Linked DNA regions of Homo sapiens: region 1 is linked to region 2. Evidence: chromatin contacts called from ENCODE Hi-C or POLR2A ChIA-PET data. All regions are on one chromosome and are shown on one strand. Each heading gives the region's core, a stretch centred on a gene start or an enhancer-like site at or near the end of the contact. The rest is flanking DNA. Distances are from core to core; before and after follow the strand shown.

Region 1 (6,053 bases), core at 2,193-4,692, 1.3 Mb before region 2:
CCCTCCAGCTGAGTTTCGCATAGACTTCCTTATTACTGAGTAAACCTTGGTCAGTTTTTAAGTCTGTGGCATAGGTCTGCAAAGTCAGTAGAACACTGTTTTGAAGCAGCTGTCTCCACGATGCTTTGAGCTTGGGAATATTTGTGATCGTCAGGCTGCCCTCTTCCCTTTTATCATCTCCCCCTCCATCCTGGTCTTTAAGCTCTCTGAACTCCTCAGCAGGCATGCACAGTACCTAGAAGCAACCACAGAGCTCTTTAATTAGATGTACTGCTTTTGTACTTCTGAAATGACTCAGGAGACTAAACTCATCTTAGCATTTATTAAAAATCCCACATTTCCTCTCTCATCTTCTAGCTATTTTGCTTTAAATACTTAGATTATCAGCATTAAATGGCCATTTTCAGCCGTTTACCTTTAGTGTGGTGGTCAGCTCCTCTTCAGTCAGCACCTCCTCCCTCCCTATCACAAAGGCTCCCTCTTCCCCTACCATCTCCAGTTTGCATAGGAAATCCCAGCGCTCGTACACTAGGTGCCTTTCAGCTTCAGTTTTTGTTCCTGTAGATGAAACAGCAATGTGAAAGTCTCAGTACACCCAAGGGTTCATTTCTTCTTTAGTCTGCCACCCAGTCTACAAAGTCAACTGCTATTTAGCAAAGCTATTTAACCTGAGGCATGGGTATAGACACACCATCAGTGTCAAATATTGAGTTAATGATACACTCACCCTGTAATGCTGCCTCACGAACTGTCACCATCTGAATGTCAGCTGTGTCATCTGTGTTGTCAGGATATGGTTCAACAAAACCGTACATATGAATCAGTTGCCAGTTAGCCATTTGCCCATAAGTGTTGAAAATCTCATGGCCTTTAGGAATGGGCTGAGTGGCTACCATCCGAAGACAATTCTGAGGTGAAAGGGAGAAGCTGGGGCCATGCCTTTCACGGGCCAGCCCCATGAAGATTATTTCCACTTAAGAAGAGCCTTCAGCAGGTGTAGTTCAGCCATGACTGATGCTGTTAACTACCAAAGTTCTACCTTTAGTTCCTGTTAGACCCTAAACTGTGAAACAAAAAAGGGTTGGGCTAACTTTAAAAGGCCAGCTTCATGTTTAACTGGGTGGATTTCTGCACAGTCCTCTTCAGCACTTAAAAAGTTGCTAGCTTTAAAAACGAAATTTTCGGCCAGGCGCAGTGGCTCACACCTGTAATCCCAGCACTTAGGGAGGTCAAAGTGGGCAGATCACCTGAGATCAGGAGTTCAAGACCAGCCTGGCCAACACGGAGAAACCCCATCCCTACTAAAAAATACAAAAATTAGCCGGGCATGGTGGCAGGAGCCTGTAATTCCAACTACTCGGGAGGCTGAGGCAGGGAGAATTGCTTGAACCCAGGAGGCGGCAGTTGCAGTGAGCCGAGATCACGCCACTGCACTCCAGCCTGGGCGACACAGTGAGACTCCGCCTCGGGGGGGAAAAAATGGAACTTTCGCAGATCAAAGTGGGAAAGGAAAATGGAGGCAAGGATTAAGAAATAACCATACTTACTAATTTCTGATCCTATAAATGTGCCATCTTTTCAGGCTACTTTTTATATAGAATAGAGCTGGTATAAACACAGCTTTATATCAGTTCTAGGATCGTCTTAGACCTTTGGCCTGTGAATGTCCTCATCCCTCCAAAACACGGAGACTATCACTGTTCCAGGCTGCTATCCACAGAGCCACACACAGTCTGGGCTCACTGATGTGATCAGCCAGAAAGGAATGAAACATGGCTATGCAGACCACTCAATGTCTAGCACTAAATAAATGATGGTAGTATAGTTTATCAGAGGATTAACCACAACTTACTTTGAGGACTTTAAAATGTTTCGCATTCAAATGATTCTACAGTAATATGCATACTAAAAGGACATACAGGAGGAGCTGATTTCACCTACTCATTTTGTAGCACTAGTAAGAGAATGGAGCCTAAGACACAATGGCTTGAATCATGCTCAATCAGTGCACCAAGAGAAACTCCACTCACCGCAGAGTATTCTAGATTGGCGTTGTGATTGGCTAAGTGGTTTAGTATGTCTGCAGCAGGCACCATCACGGGGGAGTTGGGCTCCTTTTCATCCTCTTCTTCCTCCAGTGGTTCCTGAAAGCTGCCATTGACAGAACCTGGCTAAGGCCCTGTCTTGGGTGAGGGACTGGGGGTGGATTTCACTGTTTTTCCACTTTTGTCCCTCTATAGAGTTGTAAAGAAAAGGGTTCCGTCCTCAGAGGCCCCACCCACTGACCTATAGGCCATCACAAGGGCCACCAGCTGGTGGTAGAGTTCTAGGGAGCGAACCCTGAGGCTGAAGAGATCGGGGTGGGCTTCCATGAAGGGCAGCACGATGGACTGGTACTCGCTGCGGATGTTGGCCAAATCCTTCTCCACGGCCTCAGGTACGCCTGTGCCCTGGAGCAGGCACCGGCGCTCCTCCTCTGGCCTGCAGGGACACCCACACCCAGGTTCCCTTCATTCCTTCACACACTTTACTGGGTAGGACTGGTGCAGGGGCGGGGAAACTTCTTGCAGCAGGCTACGGTGCAGGCGCTCCCCAACCCCTCCCAAGGCTCTCACCAGAACATCGGGTGCTCCAAGCGGCCCAGCTCGGGCCAGAGCGCAAAGTAGGGCCTCCAGCGTGAGGCCGGGGCCTGCAGCTCGTGGAGCAGCGCCAGCAGCAGTGGCACCCAGCCCGACTGGCTCTGCAGCGCAACTCGCTCTGAGGAAGACACAGGTGTGAGCGCCCCGGCGCGGCCTCGCGGGCCGGGCCCGCCCCGCCCCGCCCCGCCCCGCCCCAGGGCCCTAGCCCGCCGCCGTGCCCACCTCGCTCCAGCAGGCCGCCGATGGAGCAGGTGTGCTGCGACAGGAGCGCGGCCCGCGGCACCACGAACAACAGCTCTCCGGCCTGCACGCTCTCCCGGGCCACCATGCCGTAGCCGGCCACCGTGCCCTGCCGGCTGACCGCCACCTGAGCAGGAGGGCTGGTCAGGGCAGCCCGCGCCCCGCCGCGGGTCCTCCGCCCGCCGGCTCGCTCGCTCACCTTGGGACTCAGCTCCAGCCCCACCCGCCGGCACCAGCTCAGGAAGCAGGCCACAGGATCCAGGTCGCCGCCGTCCACGGGCCCCGCCACCTGAGATAAGTGCGCGCAGTGACCAGGTCCGACCCCCAGAGAGGCCGCTGGGAACTGCAGGAGACCGCGGCGCGAGCGCAGAACGGGCTTTGGGTGGAGGAGGGGACGAGCGGAGAGGGGCGCGGGACCCGCGGGAGGGAGCGGAGGGGGCGCAGGCGGACGGTTCTGCGAACGGAGAAGGGGTGAGGCGCGGAGGAAAAGGCTGGACCCCGCGCCCGCCACTCACCCGTGGACGCTTCGCCTGGGTCGCCATGGTCTAAGAGCGCGTTTCCTCGCGGGCCGGCGCACCGCGCGGTCACTTCCGGCGTCTCTGGCCCCGCCCCGGCGCCGGAACCACGTGGTGCCTGTTTTGTCGTCCACGCTGCAGACTGGCCGGAGTTACCGCGGGCTGGAATCGTTCCTCATGAAAACATCTTGAGTCCAGGATCTCCAATTGCACTCACGCGCTGCGAGTGCAGAAGGAGAGTCCCGTGCCGCTTGGCGCCTGGTTCTGAGCCAGGTACAGCCCTGGCCTTCGGTCTGTCCCCGAGGGCTGAGGCTTCTTGCGGTCTGGGTGCAAGAACAAAATACGGTTTCTGGATCGGAAGCCGAGGGTCTGGTGGCCGGCCGGTGGTGAGCGACGCAACTGGGCGGCGAGCGACCTCCTGATCTCGACCCCTTGTTGCCGATGGCCATGGAACCCTTTTACTGGTGGTATTCGTTCAGAGCAGTTTTCGTGTGTGTTTCAGAGTGGCGTGGCCTAGAGGGCTCCTGGATCTAGAATAGATCCTCTCTGCCCTTATTTGCCAGTACATCCTCGTTTTTAATCTGCTGCATAGCACGTGGTGGGTTTTATTAGCTGACATAGTAGGGACTCAATATCTACCTATTGGGTAAATAAATGAATAAAACAAATGGTGGTTAAACCTGGGGAAGTAGCATGCTGTTAAATGTAAGAAAATGAGGCTGTGAATATAGAGGTTACAGGAATGGGTTTTGAAGCCAAGCAACGCCGCAGCTCAACACTCAGTTTTTTTTTTTTTTCCTTTTTTTTTTTTTTTTTTTTGGCGCGTTGGGGAGACGGGAGTCTCGCCCAGGCTGGAGTGCAGTGGTGCGATCTCGGCTCACTGCAACCTCCACCTCCCGGGTTCAAGCAATTCCCCTGCCTCAGCCTCCCAAGTAGCTGGGACTACAGGCGTACGCTGCCATGCCCAGCTAATTTTTTGTGTTTATTTTTAGTAGAGTCGGGGTTTCACCGCGTTGCCCAGGCTGGTCTCGAACTCCTGAGCTCAGGCAATCCCCCCGCCTCGGCCTCCCAGAGTGCTAGGATTACAGGCGTGAGCCACCGCGCGCGGCCTGGTCTGTTACTCAGGCAAATCCTTTTTCCTGAACCTTAGTCTCCTCACCTGCGAAACTAAGATAATACCTACTCTGTAGAATTAATGTAAGGATTGGTATGTTGACTAAAGAAAAAATATTAAGCTTTTAAATAATTAAAATTAGTTTTATTTAGAAGCCTTATTGAGGACTATAGACTGAGGCCTGTAGCCCAGGAGTAATCTTGTGAGGCTCCTCTAACACGGTATTTTAGTTTAGGTTATACATAGGTGAAGATTTAGTATGTGTAAAATCATATCAAAGTTTAGGGATAAGTATATCTGGTTATAGATTGCAGAGTATAATCATTAACCCTGTCAGACATGATCGTATGTTTAGGAGAAGGCAAAGAGTAGGTCATTTATCTTTGAAGGAATGTAGTGACTCAGGCAAGAGATTTGGAGGGCAGGGGTGTTTTGTTTTGTCTTTAAGGCATTTTTTTCTGGAGAGCTGTATTTTGTTTTTTTGTTTTATTTTGAGGCAGAGTCTTGCTCTGTCATCCAGGCTGGAGTGCAGTGGCACGATCTCCACTCACTACCACCTCTGCCTCCTAGGTTCAAGCGATTCTCCTGCCTCAGCCTCCCGAGTAGCTGGTATTACAGGCACGCGCCACCATGCTCAGCTAATTTTTGTATTTTTAGTAGAGACGGGGTTTCACCATGTTGCCCAGGCTGGTCTCGAACTGCTGGCCTCAAGTGATCTGCCCGCCTCAGCCTCCCAAAGTGCTGAGATTACAGGCTTGAGCCACCGTGCCTGGCTGAGGAGAGCTGTATTTTGTCACAGAGTCAGGGGAGAAATGAGCACATAAGCAGAAATGAGCACATAAGGCTTTTAATGTTTGTGACATTCTCATCTCACCGGTAAAATAATGTGACGTGTACTGGAAATAGAAAGATGGGTGGAGACCATCCTCTCCTAGCACCCTCAACCCAAAACCCAAGCAGCACCAGCAGCCCCTGCCCAAACATTCTGTTTCTCCAAAAGCCTCCCATGATGGGCATGGCATCACCACACTGGAATTCTTCTTAGGTTCTTTATTAGTTTTTCAGCACAGTTAACTCTTTCTACGTTGACTAGAGTTTTGTTTTACATTTTATCATCTCATGACAGCAGCCACCAGAATACACAAAATTAGGCTCTTTACTTTGTGCGGAGAAGAAAATAATAAACATTAAAAGTTCACCTTGACCAAAGAGACAACCTCCAGAAGAACACCACACATGGGAGGACCCGATGTACACACACACACACACACACACACACACATATAATGTATAGATATTTATAGATACATCTGGAAACAGCAAAAAACAAAATTCCAAGATTTGCAGTGTTATCTACAGTAAGAGGGATGAATTCTACCAGCTTTCAAACAGTCACATTCAGTATTCAGAAGAAGCACATGAGGGGGTAGAACTGGGCAGAAACTAACACGCCACCAGGCTAGTCATGGCTTAAGATTATAGAAGGGGGGTGATGTGTGTAGAGGAAATACGCATATAGGTGTCCTCTCAGCCTCAGAACACCCG
Region 2 (6,060 bases), core at 545-3,044:
AAACTTAAAGTCAACAGAATTTTCTCAAATGTAAGTTTTCCCCTCCTACATACTTGTCTTAAACCTCTGGGGACTGTTACTGCTTCTCTGTTACTTAGCAGGTTTCATGGATGCCCAAATACATCCACAAGTAGGAACTCAAAACCTAGGAAAATACAGAACCAGCTGAAGCTTAATACCTTGTTTTCTTTATGGCCATGTGTGCTTATGGTTATGGTTTTATGTGTTTATTTTCATTTTTATTTTTTCCAGACGGAGTCTCGCTCTGTCGCCCAGGCTGGAGTGAAGTGGCACGATCTCGGATCACTGCAAGCTCCACCTCCCAGGTTCACGCCATTTTCCTGCCTCAGCCTCCTGAGTAGCTGGGACTACAGGCGCCCGCTACCACGCCCGGCTAATTTTTTTTGTATTTTTAGTAGAGACAGGGTTTCACCGTGTTAGCCAGGATGGTCTTGATCTCCTGACCTCGTGATCCGCCCACCTCGGCCTCCCAAAGTGCTGGGATTACAGGCGTTAGCCACCGCACCTGGCCTGGTTTTATGTGTTTTATGGCATGAAAATGTTAAAACTCAAAACTATCTAAAATTGAAATTGCTCTTACCCTACATAAGAAATAGAGTAGATCATTATTTCCTATAGTTTTGCGAAGAACGCCACACTGCTGGTGCCCTATTAGCCTGAGTCAGTCCCTTCCAGCCTCTGAATCTATGCTTATTAGATGTTTTCAGGAGTACTGGGCTGTTTGTTTCTAAGACAAACTGCAGTAAGCCTTTACTTAAGTATTACATTGTGCTACATTAAAAATTGCAGGCAGCTTGATGTTTTCTCTTTTTAAAATTAACTCTCCAAATTGATTTCAATGTCCTTAAAGAAACAAGCAAGTCCTTAAAAACAGTATCTTAAAAGCTTACCCATGATAATGTCCTCTAAATATCCAACCACAGCATCAAATTCTGCATCAGAGGCGGAGGAGCTGAAAAACATGCCTGGATTAGGTGCTATTTCAAATAATGCATTAAAAAAATGTTTTTAGTATGGACGTTTTCAAACATGCACAAGAGAAAAAAGAGTAGCAAAACGAACTTCCCATCACCCATCTTCAACGATTAAGAATGACTGACTGATCTAGTAAGTCCAAACAGAAGAAAACACACTCGGCACGTTTGTGACATGAACGTTCAATGTCATGACTCCACTTTAATAAAAACTTGTTCTCCAGGCTCTTAGCTATCACCCCATACCTGTCTGCTTGTGAGCATGAACCCGGCACGGGCGAAACACCTGCCGGGGGGGGTCATTTGGTCAGGAGTCCGGGAGGCGGGGGCCAGGGAGGGGTGGAGGGGCCTCGGGCGCTCAACCCCTCCAGGCTTTGCTGACAGCTGAGGGTTGGCGGCTGGGGATTGTGATGGAGGCGCTGATCAACGGTGACACCCGCCTCGCACTCCTGTCCTGCGGGGCCTGAAACCTGCAGCCTTAGTACTCTACAAAAGGAAGGCCTGGAGCTGGGACGGCGCCTTGGCGGCCCCCACCCTGCCCGGCCCGGCCCGGCCCGGCCCCTAAGGACACCTGTTTTATAGGGTCAGGCCCCGGGGCGAACGCCCGCTGCCTCCGGCCCCAAGTCGCCTGCGCCCTGGAGGAGCTACTCACAAAGACAGCGCAAAGCTCTCTCCTTCTAAGGCGTCCATCGCAGTCGCCCCGAGTAGGCTCCAACCCCGCCCGCGGCCCAACTCGCATGCAGGGCGCGGCCGCCCGGCGGGGTTAAGGCCTCTCAGCCAAGGCCGCGGCCAGCTCACTGCCAGGTCGGGTCAGCGCCTGCGCGCCAGGTCCGGCCTTGGATACCCTCTGCCGCCACGCGTCGGTCCGGCCTCTACGCCCGCCTGGCCCTCTGCGCGCGCCGCCGACGCCGCAGGTCCGGGCCTCGGTGACTGCCGGAGGGGCGCGGCGCCCCGCCTCCTGTCACCATGGCCACCGCAACCCCTTCCACCGCCTCACGGCCGGCCGGCATCCAATCACAGGCGAGCGTTACCGATGCCGGGGCGGGGCAAGACAGGGAGAGGAAGTCCCGGAAGGGAGTGCGGAGGGATGCGGCGCTTCGGCGAGCACCCGTTGTGTGGGAACTCCGTCTCAAGTCGCCCCCATTGTACGGATGAAGGAATCGAAGCCACGAGCCAGAATTTCCTCACTCGCAACTCGAGAATAAATTGCGCCTCCCTGAGTGTGGAGGATTAAATAAGTAGTTTAAGGCGTGTTTAAAGAGCGCTTGTAAGTTGCCAAGTCGCTGGAGAGCCAGTCCCTTATCCCTTGAACCAGGTGATGCTGACGTCTGATTTCAAGACAGTTCCTACCCCTCGTGGAAGGAAAGCCCCATCGCAAGAAGTCGATGTCCTGTAATTTACGTTATAATCTTCGCATCATAAAGATTACTCGGCAGTAATTGGTTTCTTGACTAATTATACAAGATGAGAATTGAAGAACTATTTTGAGCCACGCAATCAGGAATCAGATACCTTTCAGGAAAAGGCCTCTTCAAAACTGCCAAACTTTGAAAAAGGATTCGTTTGAGCTGATTTCTCTTGATTGGACAACTAAGCATTGTGTCTCTTTAGTTGCATGATACCTTATGGCCAAAGTGTGGTATATGACTAGAGGAACTAGAGGGGTTTAAGGTATGAACTGAGGGTCAGGTGGCCAGTCAGAATGGGTTAGCAGACATTTTTTATTTTTTTGAGACGGAGTCTTGCTCTGTCGCCCAGGCTGGAGGGCAGTGGCACGATCTCGGCTGGCTACAACTTCCGCCTCCCAGGTTCAAGCGATTCTCGTGCCTCAGCCTCCCGAGTAGCTAGGATTACAAGTACGTGCCACTATGCCCGGCTATTTTTGAATTTTTAGTAGAGACAGGGTTTCACCATGTTGGCCAGGCTGGTCTCGAACTCCTGACCTCAGATGATCCACCTACCTTGGCCTCCAAAAGGGCTAGGATTACAGGTGTGAGCCACCACAACCGGCCTAGCAGACATCTTTGAATGGACTTAAAATAGATATCCGTGGGATCTGAAACAAAGATGGTTACAAAGACACAGTCGGGTGTGACAGCTGTGACCAAGGTGACATAAATTATTACTAATTTATTTATTTATTGAGATGGAGTTTCGCTCTTACTGCCCGGGCTAGAGTGCAATGGTGCAATCTCGGCTCAACACAACCTCCGCCTACCGGTTTCAAGCGATTCTCCTGCCTCAGCCTCCCGCGTAGCTAGGATTACAGTCATGCGCCACCATGCCTAATTTTTTTGTGTTTTTAGTAGAGATGGGGTTTCTCTATGTTGGTCAGGCTGGTCTTGAACTCCCGACCTCAGGTGATCCGCCCGCCTTGGCCTCCCAAAGTGCTGGGATTACAGGCGTGAGCCACTGCGCTCGGCCTATTTATTTTTTGAGAGGGAGTCTTGCTCTGTTGCCCAGGCTGGAGTGCAGTGGCGCAATCTCGGCTCACTGCAATCTCTGCCTCCCGGGTTTAAGGGATTCTCCTGCCTCAGCCTCCTAAGTAGCTGGGATTACAGGCGCGTGCCACCACACCCGGCTAATTTTTGTATTTTTAGTAGAGACAGGGCTTCACCATGTTGGCCAGCGTGGTCTCGAACTCCTGACCTCTGGTGGTCTGCCCGCCTCGGCCTCCCAAAGTGTTGGGATTACAGGCGTGAGCCACCGCACCCGGTCAGGTGACATCAATTATGAGTTACTCTGTTTAGCACCAAGTGGAAGATAGGCATTTAAAAAGATTTGCTGAATTACTGGACTGAGTTGTTTAGTCAAGCCCTGGTCACACAGCTTACAGCAAACTCAGAGAGTTTCTTCATGACCTACTTTCTCTATATACCACACATTTCTGGACAAAATGAATTTGCCTACCCTTCCTAAGTCATTGATGGAGTGGAGGAGGAACACACCTTGATTTAATCTGTTCTGGTTATCTATTGCTGTTACAAACCACCTGAAAATTTAGTGGCTTAAAACCACCATTTTGCTCACTAATCTGTAATTTGGGCAGGGCCAGCTAGTCTCTATTCCAGTTGGTGTCGGCTGGGGGCAGCTGGAATGGACTAGAGGAGCTTCCTCCAAGGAGTTTACTCACATGGCTGGCAAATTAGTGTTGGCTCTTGGCTCTCAGTTGTGGACATTGGCCAGAGAACTGGGGCCGGGGTTTGGGGGGTTTCAGTTCCTCTCCATCTATAGGATTCAGGGGATTCTTGGGTTTTCTCACACCATGGTGCTGGGTCCAAGAGCAAGTGTTTCAAGACACTGAAATGTAAGCTGGCAGTCACTTAAAGACCTGGTACTGGAAACTGGCACAATAGCCCTTCCACTGTGTTCCACTGATCAAGCAGACCCAGAGCCACCCAAATTTAAGGAAAGTAGACATAAACCTCATTTCTTGACGGGAGGGATGTCAAATAATTTGTGGCCATCTTTTAATCCATTTCACCAACCTTACTGACTCTAGGAACAAATGGGGATAAAGATAAAAAGTACCCACTCAAGGATGTATCAGATAGTGTGCTAAACATTTATAAATACATTGTCTCCTTTTGAAATATTTGAGACCTTACAAAAACAAAAAACCGGTATGAGGTGGGTAGTATCTCCATTTTACAGACTGGGAAACCAAGCATTAGTGGGACCTGGGTCCAGTCCCACTCCAAAGGGCCTATTTCAACCATCATGCTATATAGCCCCTAATCCCTGGGTTGTTAAACCATATTCTTGGAAATCAGAACGTTTTCTCCTGAATACAGAATGGCCTTTTTCCACTTGTAGCAAAACTAAAAATTGACTTGAATACACTAAATGTTTTTCCATTAATACTCATTTTTAAAATCCTTTGATTGGGGGTTGGCACTAGGAATTCTTCTGAGTGAATAAATAGCAAAAGGTAAATGATGGGCAATATTGGAAAGAGCTGATCTTAGGTGGATGGTTTGTTTTCATGGATACACATTCAAGATGGTTGAAACTTGTGCAAAAGTCATTTTCTGCCAGTGAAATTGTGTCAGTTTTGTGACTGAATCAGTTTCCTGGCACTCTGCAAATGGCACCATGACTTTCTTCTGCTCTATGTTATTTTAAAAAGGGGCAAATTCATTAAAAAACTTTTTTGGCTGAAATGCTGGATTTCCCCAGTGAATCACCTGACAAAATACCATAATTTTTTGTTTTTCTCCCTGGTAACAATTTATCAGTAGTAAAAGTCTAGCTTTTAATTTCTCTTAAATGCTTACATTCAGTTCAGAATATGGATGTACGACTTTACGCTTCCACATAGCTTGCTAACCCCTAGTTTTTTCTTTGATAGGGAGTTCCTGTCTTTCCCTTTGAGGTGGCTCCAAGTTTACAATTTAGCTTCCATCCTGGATGATTTGATCAATTTAATATTGAAGCCCTTTTGTTTTATGATCTAGAACTTAAGAACAGGAAACGTAAACCACCCTAGGAACAAAGTTCAAGGGTAGATTTTTAGAAAGCTGTTACACTCCTGCATTCCTTTGCCTGGCAAATTATTAATTCCATCTATTTTTCCTTCTCTCCACTAAATGTACAGACTACCTTTAGTTTCAGCTGGACCACACATTTCTTTACTGGTCTATTTCCATTTTTTTGCTTGTCCTTTACCCCCAGCCCACCCCACTCCTCCATTCCATTCTCCAAATAGAAGCCAGAGCCATCTGTTAGAATTATCAAGGCACTTCCATGCTTAAACACCTTTGCCTTCTACTGCACTTAGTATAAAACAGAAAATCCTTCACATAGCCTTCATGAGCAGTTCCCTGGCCTCTCCAACACTGTAGCATTACCTATTCTACCTACTTGCTTCCTATTTTTCCAGTTACAGGGGCCTTCCATCGGATCCCCAAACCCACTGAGACCCATTCTTCCTCAGTTAGTGCCTTTGCCTAAAATGTTGTGTTCGCCTAGCTACCCAGTCCTAGAAGCTAGTCCTCAGTCTCTGCCAGGCTATGTCCTACTTCCTCCTTTAAGTTTCACTAATGTTACTTCCCCAGTGAGGTTT

The links. A loop is a pair of places that touch in the nucleus more often than their neighbours do. ChIA-PET counts read pairs that join two places held with the same protein, here RNA polymerase II (POLR2A). Pooled maps may share reads with other maps.
Region 1: a pooled map shows a loop between it and region 2 (5-fold over the local background). The contact joins the promoter of SETD6 here to the promoter of ARL2BP in region 2. A Hi-C loop is called at or near these places in 4 of 50 pooled maps. POLR2A ChIA-PET finds 5 or more read pairs at or near these places in 2 of 52 experiments (activated CD8-positive, alpha-beta memory T cell and endothelial cell of umbilical vein).

Annotation. Positions count from the first base shown.
Region 1 is chr16:58,512,906-58,518,958 of GRCh38, reverse strand. It overlaps SETD6 (SET domain containing 6, protein lysine methyltransferase), which reads right to left and starts at 3,442. Exons shown (of 8, transcript NM_001160305.4): 1 at 3,395-3,442; 2 at 2,862-3,168; 3 at 2,616-2,757; 4 at 2,287-2,481; 5 at 2,031-2,151; 6 at 728-908; 7 at 416-558; 8 at 1-235. The coding sequence starts at 3,421. It overlaps NDRG4 (NDRG family member 4), which reads right to left. Exons shown (of 15, transcript NM_001242835.2): 15 at 5,340-6,053. RefSeq lists enhancers at 1,569-1,738, 2,388-2,557, 3,598-3,767 and a silencer at 2,818-3,477.
Region 2 is chr16:57,240,993-57,247,052 of GRCh38, reverse strand. ARL2BP (ARF like GTPase 2 binding protein) reads right to left here and starts at 1,794. Exons shown (of 6, transcript NM_012106.4): 1 at 1,648-1,794; 2 at 912-973. The coding sequence starts at 1,685. It overlaps LOC124903697 (a long non-coding RNA gene), which reads left to right. Exons shown (of 2, transcript XR_007065082.1): 2 at 1-1,238. RefSeq lists silencers at 1,396-1,605, 1,696-2,075.